Regions from separate parts of the Homo sapiens genome. Here region 1 is linked to region 2. A link is a contact called in ENCODE POLR2A ChIA-PET data. All regions are on one chromosome and are shown on one strand. The core of a region is the stretch at or near the end of the contact, and the rest is flanking DNA. Distances in the headings are between cores, read along the strand shown. Region 1 has its middle 11 kb from the start of MIR422A. Region 2 overlaps CA12 (carbonic anhydrase 12).

What was found. ChIA-PET counts read pairs that join two places held with the same protein, here RNA polymerase II (POLR2A).
Region 1: POLR2A ChIA-PET joins it to region 2 with 10 read pairs in A673. The contact joins two enhancer-like sites. POLR2A ChIA-PET finds 5 or more read pairs at or near these places in 2 of 52 experiments (A673 and activated T-cell).

What each region holds. Positions count from the first base shown.
Region 1 is chr15:63,858,957-63,861,656 of GRCh38, forward strand. No RefSeq gene overlaps it. Among named protein-coding and RNA genes, the nearest start is that of MIR422A, 11 kb to the right of the region's middle. RefSeq lists an enhancer at 1,505-1,564. Within about 2 kb of position 1,360, at least 8 of the 41 ENCODE cell types and tissues checked have a DNase peak (open chromatin) inside an H3K27ac peak, as active enhancers do.
Region 2 is chr15:63,370,237-63,372,936 of GRCh38, forward strand. All of the region lies in intron 2 of CA12 (carbonic anhydrase 12), which reads right to left. Among named protein-coding and RNA genes, the nearest start is that of CA12, 10 kb to the right of the region's middle. Within about 2 kb of position 1,440, at least 11 of the 41 ENCODE cell types and tissues checked have a DNase peak (open chromatin) inside an H3K27ac peak, as active enhancers do.

The DNA of each region.
Region 1 (2,700 bases), core at 110-2,609, 490 kb after region 2:
CCATGCCTGGCCTTTTTATTTGGTCAGCTACCAGGCTGTTGTGTTGGTTGTCATGGGAATGGATCGTAAGTCCTCTATATTAGTTTCCTGTTTTGAAAATGAATTATGACGAATGTAGTAGCTTAAAACAATACAAGTTTATTATCTTGCAGTTCTGGAGGTCAGAAGCCTGAAAAAAAAATGGGTCTTATGGGGCTAAAAGCAAGGTGTTAGCAGGGCTGCATTCTTTCTGGAGGCCCTAGGGGAGATCCATTCCCTTGCCTTTTCCAGCTTCTGATGTCATCTGCATTCTTTGGCTCATGGCTGCTTCCTCCATTTTTACAAAGAACATCACTCCAACCCCTGCTTCTGTCTTCTTCTCTGCCCTGCCTTTCTTTTATAAGGACTCTAGTGATTGCATTGGGCTCACCTGGCTAATCTGGGATCATCTCCCCATCCCATGATTTCTAATTTAATCACATCTGCAAGACCTCTTTTTGCCATGTAAATTAACATAGGTTCAGGAATTAAGATGTGGACATCTTTGAGGGGCTGTTATTCGATCTACTATACTCACCAAGTGCCAGTTTCCTCAACCAAAAGCCAGGCTATGAGTTGGCCATGGGAGTGAGAAGTGAGACAGGAGGGAAGGCCTACTGAGTGGCACATGCCTACCCTGCCCTCAGATGCTCTCTCACTGGGGTTATGAAACTTGCAGACATGGGGTTGGTCTGCAGAAGGATGTGTCAAGAATAGAGGGCCAGGCTGGGCATGGTAGCTCATGCCTGTAATCTCAACACTTTGGGAGGCTGAGGCGGGCAGATCACTTGAGGTCAGGAGTTCGAGACCAGCCTGGCCAACATGGTGAAACCCTGTCTCTACTAAAAATACCAAAAGAACTAGCCAGGTGTCATGGTGCATGCCTGTAATCCCAGCTACTCAGGAGGCTGAGGCAGGAGAATCACTTGAACCCAGGAAGTAGAGGTTGCAGTGAGCTAAGATGGCCCCACTGCACTCTAGCCTGGGCGACACCAGTGATACGTCTCAAAAAAAAAAAAAAAAAAAAGAAAAGAAAAAGAAAAAAGAAAGAATAGAGGGCCAGAATGAAAGGAGCTAGTTGTTCACCCACAGAATTCAGAGTTGGGCAAAGTTAGAAGCAATGGAGAAGGCATTTAGCAGGCTTTTGTAGGCCACTGTAGGCTTTCCTCACTGCAAGATTTTTGACAGACTGCTAGAATACCTTCTGGAGCAGAAAGCTCACTTCTTCACAAGAGAGCCAAGGCCATTGCTGGCAGCTGTGTTAAAAACTTCTTCCTTAGTTGAAGTCTACTTCCTCAGAAATGCACCCATTGGTCCTATCTCTACAGAGGCTGAACAGCTGCTCCCCCACCCACTGCCTTCCGGAGGTGAGGCTTTCAAGTGTAATGAAATCTTTGAAAGGTGCTTGTACTAAATCAAAGACACCAGCTGCACCCAGGGTGTACCAGCTGCCATCATCCACTGCCACAGGAACAGTGGATCTTCTAGGTGCTTTCAGAGTCCATGAACCAGTGACAATACTAGTCTGGTGCCTGCCACAAACAAACAGGCTCTTTAAAGCAGTGCCCTGGATCAAAGAGCAGAACCAGATCATCCTTGGAAGAAAAGGGCCGAGCAGATTTGGAAACGCGGCCAGATGCCCCAGACTCCTCTCCTTATAGCAGCTGTCAGAATTACAAGAAAGTATCTGTTGATGTCCCTGGTCCCTGTGCCCTGAAAACCTTCCTCCTCACTCTCTGGCCTAGGAGTAGAAATGGTTTCCTGCTGCTGCTGATCTGAGTTGTGTCATACTCTCCAGTGCTTTCTTGATTCTTCCATTGCTTGTGTGATGTCTATTAACATCTTTCTGTTTTAAATACTCAAAGTAGTATTCGTTTTCAGACTAGACATTACTCATGTAGGCTATGTTACCTGTATTACATTACCTATATATGTTACCTTCAGCTGTCATGCTTCAAGCACCCCCTTGCTGTTCTACAAGTGCTAAATTTCCTCCTTTAGACTAGCTATTCATTTTCCCATTTAACAGCCTTGGTAACTGATTTAGAAAAAATCTCTCTCTCTCTTTTTTTTAAAGAATCTCTGAAAAGGAAGATACAGGTCTGTGTGATCCACAAAGATCAAGAGTAGGGTCCAGGCCAGGTGCAGTGGCTTATGCCTGTGAACCCAGCACTCTGGGAGGCTGAGACAGGTGGATCACCTGGGGTCAAGAGTTTGAGACCAGCCTGGCCAACATGGTAAAACCCTGTCTCTACTAAAAATACAAAAATTAGTGGCTTGTGCCTATAGTCCCAGCTGCTTGGGAGGCTGAGGCAGGAGAATTGCTTGAACCTGGGAGGCAGAGGTTGCAGTGAGCCAAGATTGCACCACTGCACTCCAGCCTGGGCACAGAGTGAGACTGTCTCAAAGAAAAACAAAAAGTGGGGTCCAGTACCCCTCAATTCAACAAATATTCACTTGGTTCCCAGCATTCATTCATTCATTCGACAAATATCTATTGAGCACTGCTATTTTTCAAGCACTGTTGTAATTGGAGGGATACAGCAGTGAACAAGACAAAGTCTTTGCCTTAATGGAGTTTATATTTAAGTGGGAAGAGACGGACAATGAACAAATAACAAATAAATCTACAGTATATCAGACTGTGATAAGAGCTACAGAGAAAATACAAAGCTGGGTAAA
Region 2 (2,700 bases), core at 190-2,689:
GCTCATTTGAGGCCAGGAGTTCAAGACCAGCCTGGTAATGTAGCCTGTGTCTACTAAAAAATTTAAAAATTAGCCTGGCATGGTGGCATACGTCCTAGCTACTTGGGAGGCTGAGACAGGAGAATCCCTTGAGCCCAGGTGATGGAGGCTGCAGCGAGCAGTGATTGTGCCACTGCACTCCAGCCTGGATGACAAAGCCCTGTCTCAAAAAAAAAAAAAAAAGAAAAAAAGAAAAGATAGGAAAAGCATATCTGGGCGGGGCACGGTGGCTCATGCCTGTAATCCCACCACTTTGGGAGGCCAAGGCAGGTGGGTCACCTGAAGTCAGGAGTTCGAGACCAGCCTGGTCAACATGGTGAAACCCCGTCTCTATTAAAAATACAAAGATTAGCCGGGCGTGGTGGTGGGTGCCTGTAATCCCAGCTACTTGGGAGTCTGAGGCAGGAGAATCGCTTGAACCTGGGAGGCGGAGGTTGCAGTGAGCCAAGATTGCACCACTGCACTCCAGTCTGGGTGGCAGAGCGAGACTCCATCTCAAAAAAAAAAAGAAAAAAAAGAAAAAAGAAAAACATGTCTGGCCTTTTCCGGCTCTCCTGAGAGTACTTTGTGCCCCTTATTCATCCTCAGGATGGCAGCTGGGAGTCGCGAGAAGTGGCTGGAATGTTTTGAGATGGCCAAGCCTCCCTCCCTTTGATAGAGACAAGAGCCCTCGGTCTATTAATTGCAGGTGCTCCCTGCTGTTTTGAGTCTCCCCTGAGCTCTCACTGCAGCCTGCTTTTTATATTGCAATTCAGGTGTGAGGTCACACAGTGCCTTTATCACTGCTGAAGAATAGAAAGTCAAGAGTTTGCTTCCTGGCCTCCTTTCATGTGTTCCATTTCTAGTTCTGTGTGGGAAGAGGCTGAGAGGGTGTCTGGAGCCCCAAGAAAGTTCATTACAGAAAATAAATATTTCCGCAGATACAGGACAGAAGGCGGGTGGAGGTGTGGGCCTGGAGGACTTCAGGGACATGAAAATGAGGTTTGCCCCAGTGGAGGATCTCCCCCTGATTTCCAAAGGAAATTCTTTAAGACGGACAATGTATTATCTGGGAGAGGAACCAAGGAGTGCAGCAAAAGGAATGCACAGCACTGCCCGGCTCACACCGAGTCCTGCCAGAGCCGAGGGCCACGAGGGCTGGCCTGCCGCAACAGAGAACTGGGCAGGCTGACCTGTAAGCATGTGCGGCCACAGCCACAGCCAGCCACCTGGCACCCCCGTGCCAGGCCACCTTCTTTCCAAGGTTTCCTGAACAGGATGGAGGGGCTGGCCTCGCGGGTGCCCTGTGGGGCTGTGATAGGGGTTGGCGCACCCTCCAGGAGGAAGGCTTGTCATCCATGTTCTTCTGCCATCCCATCGCGTTTAAGACTTTGCAGATCTTGAGCAAACAGGGGTTTTCATCTATTTCTCAACCAGCTCACATCCAAGAAGCAGCAAGCCAATATCTGATATCATCAGGGATGAAACACCACGCCCATTCTCAGCTAACATGATGTGCTCTCGGGTCTAGCTCCAATACAGTCATTCTTTCTGGTTGCTCTGTTGTTTTGAACACACTAGGGTTTTTTTTGTTTTGTTTTTGGGTTTTTTGTTTTGTTTTGGTTTGGTTTGGTTTTTTCTTGGGGAAGGACTAAAAAAGCTATCAGAGTAAGGATGAATCTCCCAGCCAGCTGGAACTTTGTAACTCTTTTATTGAATATGAAATATATACCGAAAAGTGTGTAGACCATAAGCAAACAGCTGGATGAATGCTCAAAAACTGACTGCAGCACCCACACCAAGGACCTGAACGTGCCCACAACCCTTCCTGCCTCCTTCCGGTCATCTTCATCCCCCACAGGGCACATATTCTGATACCTTAGCAGGCTGGAGTTTGTCCTTAGCTCACATGACAACCTGACCTGCAGCTGTCCTCAGTTCACAGCAAGTGAAGCTGCCGGGCTCAGCGGGATTGATGCGGGACTGATTTCCGGCGGGGAAGGTCCATGTCACATCATCCCCAGCCTCTCTCTCATGATGCCACCTCAGCCATGCTAAGCCCAGCAGCCATTCAGCTGCTGTTTCAGCACCCTAGGAGGGGCTCAAAGAGGTGGCGCTGGCCCCATCTTGGCAGTCAGATGGTCCTCCTCTCTCCAGGGAGGAGCCATCCATGCAGTCAGCCTGGTGACTCAGCTATGAGGATGTAGGGGTAGAACTCCCTTTTTTGTACTTCTAAAAGTCCTACCATGTGTGCCAGACAGTGGGAGGCCCCTGGAGAATGACTCAGCAGTGTACGTGCAAAGAAGCTGAGTTCTGCACATGAGCCACCATGCCCAGCACGGAGCCTTTGGTTGGACTTGCCCCATTCAGTGCGGCCCTTATTGCTTGGAAGCCGTTTCCCTCCAGCACTTATGCTGGGCCCTCTGTCTACCTGTGCAGCCCTGAGCACAGGTGCCAGCTGCCAGCCAGGACCTAAGGAGGAGCTAGCCAAGACCTCAGGAGGAGTTTGCCTCCTTAGCTGTCTTCCATCTGTCCTCTCCTGCACGTCCCCTCTGAGGGCTGACTCCACATCACACATGCCCATGTCACTAATAAAAACCAGACTTGCCTTTGTGCTTACCCCATGCATGTCCATGCATCATTAGACTCTGCCCTCTGCTTCCTCAGCAAAGAGCTGCTCTA